2 separate regions of the Homo sapiens genome follow, and region 1 is linked to region 2. Evidence: read pairs that join two places in POLR2A ChIA-PET (ENCODE). Cell type or tissue: PC-3. All regions are shown on one strand.

The links. ChIA-PET counts read pairs that join two places held together with the same protein. Peaks named below come from ENCODE experiments on the same cell type or tissue, not always from the same donor. Only the 100,000 strongest peaks of a DNase experiment are listed, where the experiment ranks them.
Region 1: POLR2A ChIA-PET joins it to region 2 with 9 read pairs; 1 of 35 experiments calls an interaction of 5 or more read pairs at or near these places.

The regions. Positions count from the first base shown.
Region 1 is chr4:101,706,381-101,711,380 of GRCh38, reverse strand. The region is part of intron 2 of LOC107986297 (a long non-coding RNA gene); the gene reads right to left. Among named protein-coding and RNA genes, the nearest start is that of BANK1, 82 kb to the left of the region's middle. In PC-3, no CTCF peak of the experiment used is centred here; no DNase peak of the experiment used is centred here; H3K27ac peaks cover 1,865 bases.
Region 2 is chr4:101,409,010-101,414,009 of GRCh38, reverse strand. No RefSeq gene overlaps it. Among named protein-coding and RNA genes, the nearest start is that of PPP3CA-DT, 64 kb to the right of the region's middle. In PC-3, no CTCF peak of the experiment used is centred here; a DNase peak (open chromatin) is centred at 1,899; H3K4me3 peaks cover 401 bases; H3K27ac peaks cover 1,968 bases.

The DNA of each region.
Region 1 (5,000 bases), 300 kb before region 2:
GAGAGAGAGGGGTGCGTTGATTGAAAAATTACCTATTGGGTACCATGCCCACCATCTGGGTCAAATATATCCATGTAACAATCCTATAAATGTACCTCCTGTATCTAAAATAAAAACTGAAATTAAAAAAAAAAACTTCAAAGCAGTAAATTGTGTATTTTAGGGAATTAACTCAAATGCTGAATTAGGTGCAAATCATTAAAAGCACAGGATAAAAATGTGCTCAGATTAAAGACCGCCTCTATATTGCAGGTCAGCTTTCCTAGGAGGCATATTCTGAGTTGCTAAGATTTGTGTTTTGATGTTTGTTGAAAAGTGCCATGAGGAAACAATGAAAGTAGGATTGGGCAAAGGGAGAAGTTAAGCTGAAATTCTTTTGCAACAGCAGCCTTAGTCAATGTCACACAGAGCTCTGAAGCTGAGATGACCCTTCAGAGATTGCCCTAAATTTAAACTTTCTAAACCTTAATGCTGAAGTGTTTGTTTATTCAGGAAAAGGATATAGATATTTATAGACTTTAGATTTGGGTAGATAAATATAAATTTAAATATTTCTGTTACAAAAGTTTGGGATGATACTAGAAGAATAAAAATATTATGTATAATTTCTCAACTAGAAGAGGAGAAATAAAGATAATAAAAAAAGAAGAAAAAATATGGCAAATATAAAGCATAAAATAAAATTAGAGGGATAAGCCTCAGTGTGTTAATAATAATATTAAATGCATATAGGTGAAAATTTCCGATTAAAAGATGGAACTTCTAAAGCCAAATAAAAAGATAAAATCCAGCTTTGGCTATTTGTAGGAGACAAATAAGGGAGAGGGAAATGTATACTTTGTAATGTACAAAATATATCTTTGTTGGGAAACATATATTTCCATATATATATTTATGTATAGATAAAGGGAGAAGGATATATATATTATATATATAATCTCATATATATATAATCCCATATATATATAATCCCATATACACACACACGCACACACACACACACACACATATATATATATATATATATATATATATATATATATGCAGGAACAGCATATATTTGCCTATAGTAATATATTATTCTATATATTTACTATATTAGGAAATATTGCCCATATATACATGCATACAATAACACCAACATAATAAATACAAAACAACTTCAGTTGAGTAACCTTTACAGGGAGATGGAGGGATCTTTCATAATACCAATAAAGGGGACAATCGATCAAGAATTTGTGGAAAACATGAAGGTACATGATTCCCAATTACATAATCTGGGACTATAAAATAAGAAAACAAACAGAAAGGCTGGGCGCAGTGGCTCATGCCTGTAATCCCAGCACTTTGGGAGGCTGAGGCAGGTGGATTGCCTGAGGTCAGGAGTTCAAGACCAGCCTGGGCAACATGGTGAAACCTTGTCTCTACTAAAAATACAAAAATTAGCTGGGCACAATGGTGTGTGCCTGTAATCTCAGCTACTCAGGAGGCTGAGGAAGGAGAATTGCTTGAGCCCAGGAGGCGGAGGTTGCAGAGAGCTGAGACTGAGCCGCTGCACTCCAGCTTGTGCAACAGAGCAAGACTCAGTCTCAAAAAAGAAAAAGAAAAGAAAAGAAACGAAGTATGGGCAAATGTATAATCAATCACAGTAACAATTTGATACTTTGCTTTTTTTTTTTGAGACTGAATCTCACTCTGTCACCCAGACTGGAGTGCAGTGGCGTGATCTTGGCAAACTACAACCTTCACCTCCCAGGTTCAAACAATTCTCGTGCCTCAGCCACCCAAGTAGCTGGGATTGGAGGTGTGCACCACATGCCTGGCTAATTTGTTGCATTTTTAGTAGAAATGGAGTTTTGTCATGTTGTCCAGGCTGGTCTCAATCTCCTGGCCTCAAGTGATCTGCCCACTTCAGCCTCTCAAAGTGCTGGGATTACAGGCCTGAGCCACCAGGCCTGGCCAACACTTTGTTTCTAAAAGAAATCATTTTAGCTAATGAGAAAACAAAAAATTAATAATACTGGAAGAGGAAAATGTTTGATCTAATAGCTATATAATGAATCTTCCACTGAACAAAGATACATTTTTTTCTATAATACATGAAACTTTTACAAAATTTGACCATGTATTAGGCTACAAGAGAATAAATTCCAAAGAATTAAGGTAATGTAGAATGCATTCTCTGATTGCTATACTATAAAACTAAAAATAAATCATAATAATATACTTATTAATGTATATGTCTGGAAATTTAAATAAAAAAAGAAAAGAAACAAAAAACCACTTAAATCATAGGCTAATGGGAAAATAAATAGACTCCTGAGAATAGATTTTCCAGATCATTGGCTATGCAAATATTTAGTTTTAATGTATAATATTAATGAAATTTTCCAAAGAAGTTATGCCTTTGCTCTCCCATCACAGCATATAAGAGTCTCATTTTCTCTGTATTCTCAATAACATTTGGTACTCTATTTTATCATTTTAGCCAATCTCATGAATCCATAAGTAGTATCAGATTGCAGTTTTAAATTGCATTTCCTTGATGACTAATGCAGTTGGGCATAGTTTATATGTTTATTATCCATATAGCTCTCCAAGTCTTATTTTAAGTTCTAGTGTTTTCTCTTTGTGTCTTCCCTCTCTCCTTTCCCCTATTTTGTTCAGTTTCGCTAGACTACATTCTGCATCTTTTCAAGCAGTGCACTTTGGTTTTATTTATTATCTCTGTCATATTCATAGTATCCTTCATCTACTTTATTTAGATACACTATCCCTTTTATAGTTTTTAAGTAACAGCTATATTGACAGATAGTTCACATACCATACAATTCACCCACTTTAATTACACAATTCATAGGCTTTTAATATATTTGGAATTGTGCAACAATCACCACAATCAATCTCAGAACATTCTTGTCACCACAAAAGCAAACCCCTTAACAGTCATTCTCCATTCCCTTCAACCTCCACCAGGCCTAGGTAACTGCCATCTACTTTCTGTCTCTATAGATTTCTGATTCTAGACTTCCATATAAATAGAATCATACAATATATGGTCCTTGAATATAGCTTCTGTCACTTGTCATATATTTTTAAGGTTAATTAATGTTGTAGCATGTATCAGTACTTCATTTCTTTTTATTGCCAAATAACATTGCATTATATGGATAAGCCACATTTTAATTATCTATTTATCAGTTAATGGTCATTTGGGTTTGTTCTACTTTTTGGTTACTATGAATAATACTGACCAGAACACATGTACAGTTTTTTATATGGACACATGTTTTCATTACTTTTGAGCTTATAGATTTTTAACTAAATGCTTAATTCATTTGCTTGCCTAAGAAATACTTCCTGTAAATTTTTATTTAGCTGCAATCTACAAATTATAATACGCAATGTATTCATTGTTGTTCACTCCCGAATAGTTTCTGTTTTAATTATCAAGTTTTCCATTTGGGCACAGGAATTGGATTTCCTACAACCTTGAAATTAGATGTGGACATGTGACTTGCTTAAGCTAATGGAATGTAAACAGAAGCCATATATACTACTTCCAGTTGGTAATTTGAGAGAAAACACATGACTCTCGATGGTTCTATTTCCCTCTGACACAGAGCTCAAAGCTATTCAAGATTGTGGTTACCTTTTTTACACAGGTCTCAGTGAGAATAATGCCAAGCACAGCTCCTCAAAATGGAAATGTAGCTTGAGTGAACAGTATCTTTTTGCTGTTTCAAGTCACTGAAATTTTGTAGTTATTTGTTACTGCACAGTAAACTAGGCTACTCTGTTGGTCACAAGGAATATATGCTTTGCAAAAGAGGAAGCAAAATCATTATCCATTCTCATCAATCAAATTATATAGCTAGAAAATCTAAATGACTCTAAACAACAAAAATAGAACTTTAAAGAATATGGTAATACAAATGTACATAAAATACATTTACAAGGAGCTACAGCTTTAATTTACTCTTTCAATAGCCACTCAAAAAAAAATAAAGCTGGAGATATACTTCCACAATAGCAATAAAATACTAAATATATTAAAATTAAAATATATTTATCAAGAGAAAAACCATGCAAATTAAGGACACAAAGCATGACCTGAAAAAATTCACGAAATGATATTTTTCATAAAAATATCAAAAATTAAGAAAAATAATATATACACACAACACTGTATTAAATAAAATTCTATATTTTAATTAGTCAAAGTTAACTTTTTATGTTTATAAATTATGTGAATCTCAAGAAAATCTTGAAAAATAATGTGACCTAACATATTGTAAAATACTTTATGAAGCTATCCTAATAAATGGATTACTAGAATAAGATCAAACAAGTAACTCATTGTAGCAGGAAATATATTATTTCATAAATGTGGCAAGTCAAATTACTGAAGAAATTTGGATTATTCCATATAGGTGTTACTGAAACATGAGGGGTTAGCTTTGGGTCCTGCTGCTTGCTGCACAGAAAGCCAATCACTGAGACAACAAGTATTGCCAAGGAAGAAGGCTTTAATTAGGTGCAGCAGCCAAGAAGATGAGAGATCAATCTCAAGTCTATCTCGCTGACAGACTAAATTAGGGGTTTATATAGCAGGGAAGAAATGTAACTATGTGTGGGAAAATAGGAACTATGGAGGGGTAAAGAAGCAATCATGATGATTGAGGAATCTGGCATCTCATTGTCTGGATGTGCTGATACAAAGAGTTTCATTATTTGATGGTTTTTGAAAGATCTGAAGGTTATTTCCTGAGGAAGGAACTCAGGTAAAACAAATGTGAGTTTCAAATTTTAAGACCAGAAGGGTCCATTTCTATGTTTATCCAAAAATATGTCTATAGGACTATTGGACTGGTTTCTTATGTTATTGAGACAGCTGGATAATTGATTTGAAGATTGGAAGAAGTTAAACCTCCACCTGATGCTGTTTTAAAAAAAAAATCCTTACACAATATAAAAGGTTAAATTCCAGATAAATTAAA
Region 2 (5,000 bases):
TTATAAATTTTGAAATGGAGAACACTGTTATTAAAGGAGACAAATATCACATGTATAATTCAAAGTCAATGATATTTTCCAAATGCACTTAGCAGTTGCATCTGAGACTTTTTTTTTTCTAATTTCCAATAACTCTGGCACTATAGAGATTTGTAAACACTCATTTTGGGATTTGTGGAAATTACATTCAGATACTTCATTCCGGATCTCTTGTTCATTTCTTTCCTTTTTGTATAATCATACTAATAATAACAATATCATGCCTTTTTTTTCTTTAGACAGAGTCTCATTCTGTCGCCAGGCTGGAGTGCAGTGGCACGATCTCGGCTCACTGCAACCTCTGCCTCCTGAGTTCAAGTGATTCTCCTCCCTCAGCCTCCTGAGTAGCTGGGACTACAGAGGCGCAACCATGCCCAGCTAATTTTTGTATTTTTAGTAGAGACGGGGTTTCACCCTGTGTGCATGTGTTCTCATTGTCCAACTCCCACTTATGCGTGAGAACATGAGGTGTTTGGTTTTTCTGTTCTTGTGTTAGTTGCTGAGAATGATGGTTTCCAGCTTCATCCATATCCCTGCAAAGGACATGAACTCATCCTTTTTTATGGCTGCATTGTATTCCATGGTGTATATGTGCCACATTTTCTTTATCCATTCTATCATTGATGGGCATTTGGGTTGGTTCCAAGTCTTTGCTATTGTGAATAGTGCTGCAATAAACATGTGTGTGCATGTGGTTTTATAGTAGAATGATTTATAATACTTTGCATATATACCCAGTAATGAGATTGCTGGGTCAAAAGGTATTTCTAGTTCTAGATCCTTGAGGAATCACCACACTGTCTTCCACAATGGTTGAACTAATTTACACTCCCACCAACAGTGGGATAGCCTTCCTATTTCTCCACAGCCTCTCTAGCATCTGTTGTTTCTCGACTTTTTAATGATCATTATTCTAACCGGCGTGAGATGATATCTCATTGTGTTTTTGATTTGCATTTCTTTAATGACCAGTGATGATGAGCATTTTTTCATATGTTTGTTGGCTGCATAAATGTCTTCTTTTGAGGAGTGTCTGCACTTCGCCTCATGCACCTGCACCTGATACCAGAATATTTTATCCAGATATTATATATTAAATTAATCTCAAAGTATTGACACTTTTAGGTAAAGGGAGAAATAGTTTACAAATTACATTCTCCTTACCAGCTTCACATTATATATTATTACATTTGAAAAAAAATCTGTTAAAATTATTGCACTTAAACTGAGGCCAGAGAGGCAAAATGACCTCCCCAGTGCTATAGAACTAGTAATGTAAAAGCCCAGTTGAGAACTGTACAGAGTCTGCCCTTGTTTTCTCCTTAAAAGTTGGAAATATTTGCCTCTTTTTGAGCTAATGAACTTCCTGAAAGGAGAAAGAAAACAAAATAGGAAAGGCTTCAGGTGAAAGGTAAGGAAAAAATCAGGGGAAATACAAAGCTAGGTGAAAAATAAGTGTTAAAAACTAAGCAGGATTCCTATTAATTGAACCAAAAGAATGAATAAACAGAAAAACATGGCAATTTACATGGCAAAATTTTGTATAGGAGCTATTATGTTAAGATGACCCAGATTATCTTCAATTTATAGAATACCTGTGGGTTTTAAAAACTTCTCTTACCTAATACAAACTCTCAAATGCCATTCATGAAAGCATTTTGCTCCTCACCAGGTTCTTCCTTCTTTCATTATTTTTTTTTCCTTGTTTCTCCTCCATTTTCGGGCTGAGGAGAATCTTCAGATTTTCAGTATTTCCTCCTTTTGTAATAACTTGAAGCTGGGTGTGTCTTCCCTATGTAAACAAATATATTTACCTTCTGACACATCCCACCTTCGTAAGTTAAACTCATCCTATTTACCAAAGCCCTAAAATTCTGCCTAATTCTCCATGACATACTGTTAGTCACAGGTCAAAATTTCCCTCCATTTTCTATATTATGTCATTGTCTGTGGGAAAATTATACAACTGGTAAGGAAAAGTATAAAGGATTTAAAAACAGGTGGAATTATTTTTTTATCAGAAAAACAGGCCAAAATGGACCAGAAAAAGAAGAAATATGAATAAAATGAGGGAAAATAAAGATTATGGCACAAGGAGAAATTACATTTTAATGTGTATATTCGCCAAAAGATAATTTTTTAAACCAAATCTCCACTCTTAACTAAATTATTTTCTAGAAAAGCTTGCAAAAGTGATTTGAGTATAGAAAACTTTCAAGATGGTGAAGCAAGGCCGCAATGTGACTTGACATGAGAGTTAAAAATATATTGTCTAGGGGGAGGAGCCAAGATGGCTGAATAGGAACAGCTCCGGTCTACAGCTCCCAGCCTGAGCGATGCAGAAGGCGGGTGATTTCTGCATTTCCATCTGAGGTACCGGGTTCATCTCACTAGGAAGTGCCAGACAGTGGGCGCAGGTCAGTGGGTGCGCGCACCATGCATGAGCCGAAGCAGGGCGAGGCATTGCCTCACTTGGGAAGCACAAGGGGTCAGGGAGTTCCCTTTCCTAGTCAAAGAAAGGGGTGATGACGCACCTGGAAAATCGGGTCACTCCCACCCGAATACTGCGCTTTTCCGACTGGCTTAAAAAACGGCACACCGCGAGATTATATCCCGCACCTGGATCGGAGGGTCCTACGCCCACGGAGTCTCGCTGATTGCTAGCACAGCAGTCTGAGATCAAACTGCAAGGCGGCAGCGAGGCTAGGGGAGGGGCGCCCGCCATTGCCCAGGCTTGCTTAGGTAAACAAAGCAGCCAGGAAGCTCGAACTGGGTGGAGCCCACCACAGCTCAAGGAGGCCTGCCTGCCTCTGTAGGCTCCACCTCTGGGGGCAGGGCACAGACAAACAAAAAGACAGCAGTAACCTCTGCAGACTTAAATGTCCCTGTCTGACAGCTTTGAAGAGAGCAGTGGTTCTCCCAGCACGCAGCTGGAGATCTGAGAACGGGCAGACTGCCTCCTCAAGTGGGTCCCTGACCCCTGACCCACGAGCAGCCTAACTGGGAGGCACCCCCCAGCAGGGGCACACTGACATCTCACACGGCAGGGTATTCCAACAGACCTGCAGCTGAGGGTCCTGTCTGTTAGAAGGAAAACTAACAACCAGAAAGGACATCCACACCAAAAACCCATCTCTACATCACCATCATCAAAGACCAAAAGTAGATAAAACCACAAAGATGGGGTAAAAAACAGAACAGAAAAACTGGAAACTCTAAAAAGCAGAGCGCCTCTCCTCCTCCAAAGGAACGCAGTTCCTCACCAGCAACGGAACAAAGCTGGATGGAGAATGACTTTGACGAGCTGAGAGAAGAAGGCTTCAGACGATCAAATTACTCTGAGCTACGGGAGGACATTCAAACCAAAGGCAAAGAAGTTGAAAACTTTGAAAAAAATTTAGAAGAATGTATAACTAGAATAACCAATACAGAGAAGGGCTTAAAGGAGCTGATGGAGCTGAAAACCAAGGCTCGAGAACTACGTGAAGAATGCAGAAGCCTCAGGGGCCGATGCAATCAACTGGAAGAAAGGGTATCAGCAATGGAAGATGAAATGAATGAAATGAAGCGAGATGGGAAGTTTAGAGAAAAAAACAATAAAAAGAAATGAGCAAAACCTCCAAGAAATATGGGACTATGTGAAAAGACCAAATCTACGTCTGATTGGTGTGCCTGAAAGTGATGGGGAGAATGGAACCAAGTTGGAAAACACTCTGCAGGATATTATCCAGGAGAACTTCCCCAATCTAGCAAGGCAGGCCAACGTTCAGATTCAGGAAATACAGAGAACGCCACAAAGATACTCCTCGAGAAGAGCAACTCCAAGACATATAATTGTCAGATTCACCAAAGTTGAAATGAAGGAAAAAATGTTAAGGGCAGCCACAGAGAAAGGTCGGGTTACCCTCAAAGGGAAGCCCATCAGACTAACAGCGGATCTCTCGGCAGAAACCCTACAAGCCAGAAGACAGTGGGGGCCAATATTCAACATTCTTAAAGAAAAGAATTTTCAACTCAGAATTTCATATCCAGCCAAACGAAACTTCATAAGCGAAGGAGAAATAAAATACTTTACAGACAAGCAAATGCTGAGAGATTTTGTCACCACCAGGCCTGCCCTAAAAGAGCTCCTGAAGGAAGCACTAAACATGGAAAGGAACAACCGGTACCAGCCACTGCAAAATCATGCCAAAATGTAAAGACCATCGAGACTAGGAAGAAACTGCATCAACTAACGAGCAAAATCACCAGCTAACATCATAATGACAGGATCAAATTCACACATAACAATATTAACCTTAAATGTAAATGGACTAAATGTTCCAATTAAAAGACACAGACTGGCAAACTGGATAAAGAGTCAAGACCCATCAGGGTGCTATATTCAGGAAATGCATCTAATGTGCAGAGACACACATAGGCTCCAAATAAAAGGATGGAGCAAGAGCTACCAAGCAAATGGAAAACAAAAAAAGGCAGGGGTTGCAATCCTAGTCTATGATTAAACAGACTTTAAGCCAACAAAGATCAAAAGAGACAAAGAAGGCCATTACATAATGGTAAAGGGATCAATTCAACAAGAAGAGCTAACTATCCTAAATATATATGCACCCAATACAGGAGCACCCAGATTCATAAAGCAAGTCCTGAGTGACCTACAAAGAGACTTAGACTCCCACACATTAATAATGGGAGACTTTAACACCCCACTGTGAACATTAGACAGATCAACGAGACAGAAAGTCAACAAGGATACCCAGGAATTGAACTCAGCTCTGCACCAAGAGGACCTAATAGACATGTACAGAACTCTCCACCCCAAATCAACAGAATATACATTTTTTTCAGCACCACACCACACCTATTCCAAAATTGACCACATACTTGGAAGTAAAGCTCTCCTCAGCAAATGTAAAAGAACAGAGATTATAACAAACTATCTCGCAGACCACAGTGCAATC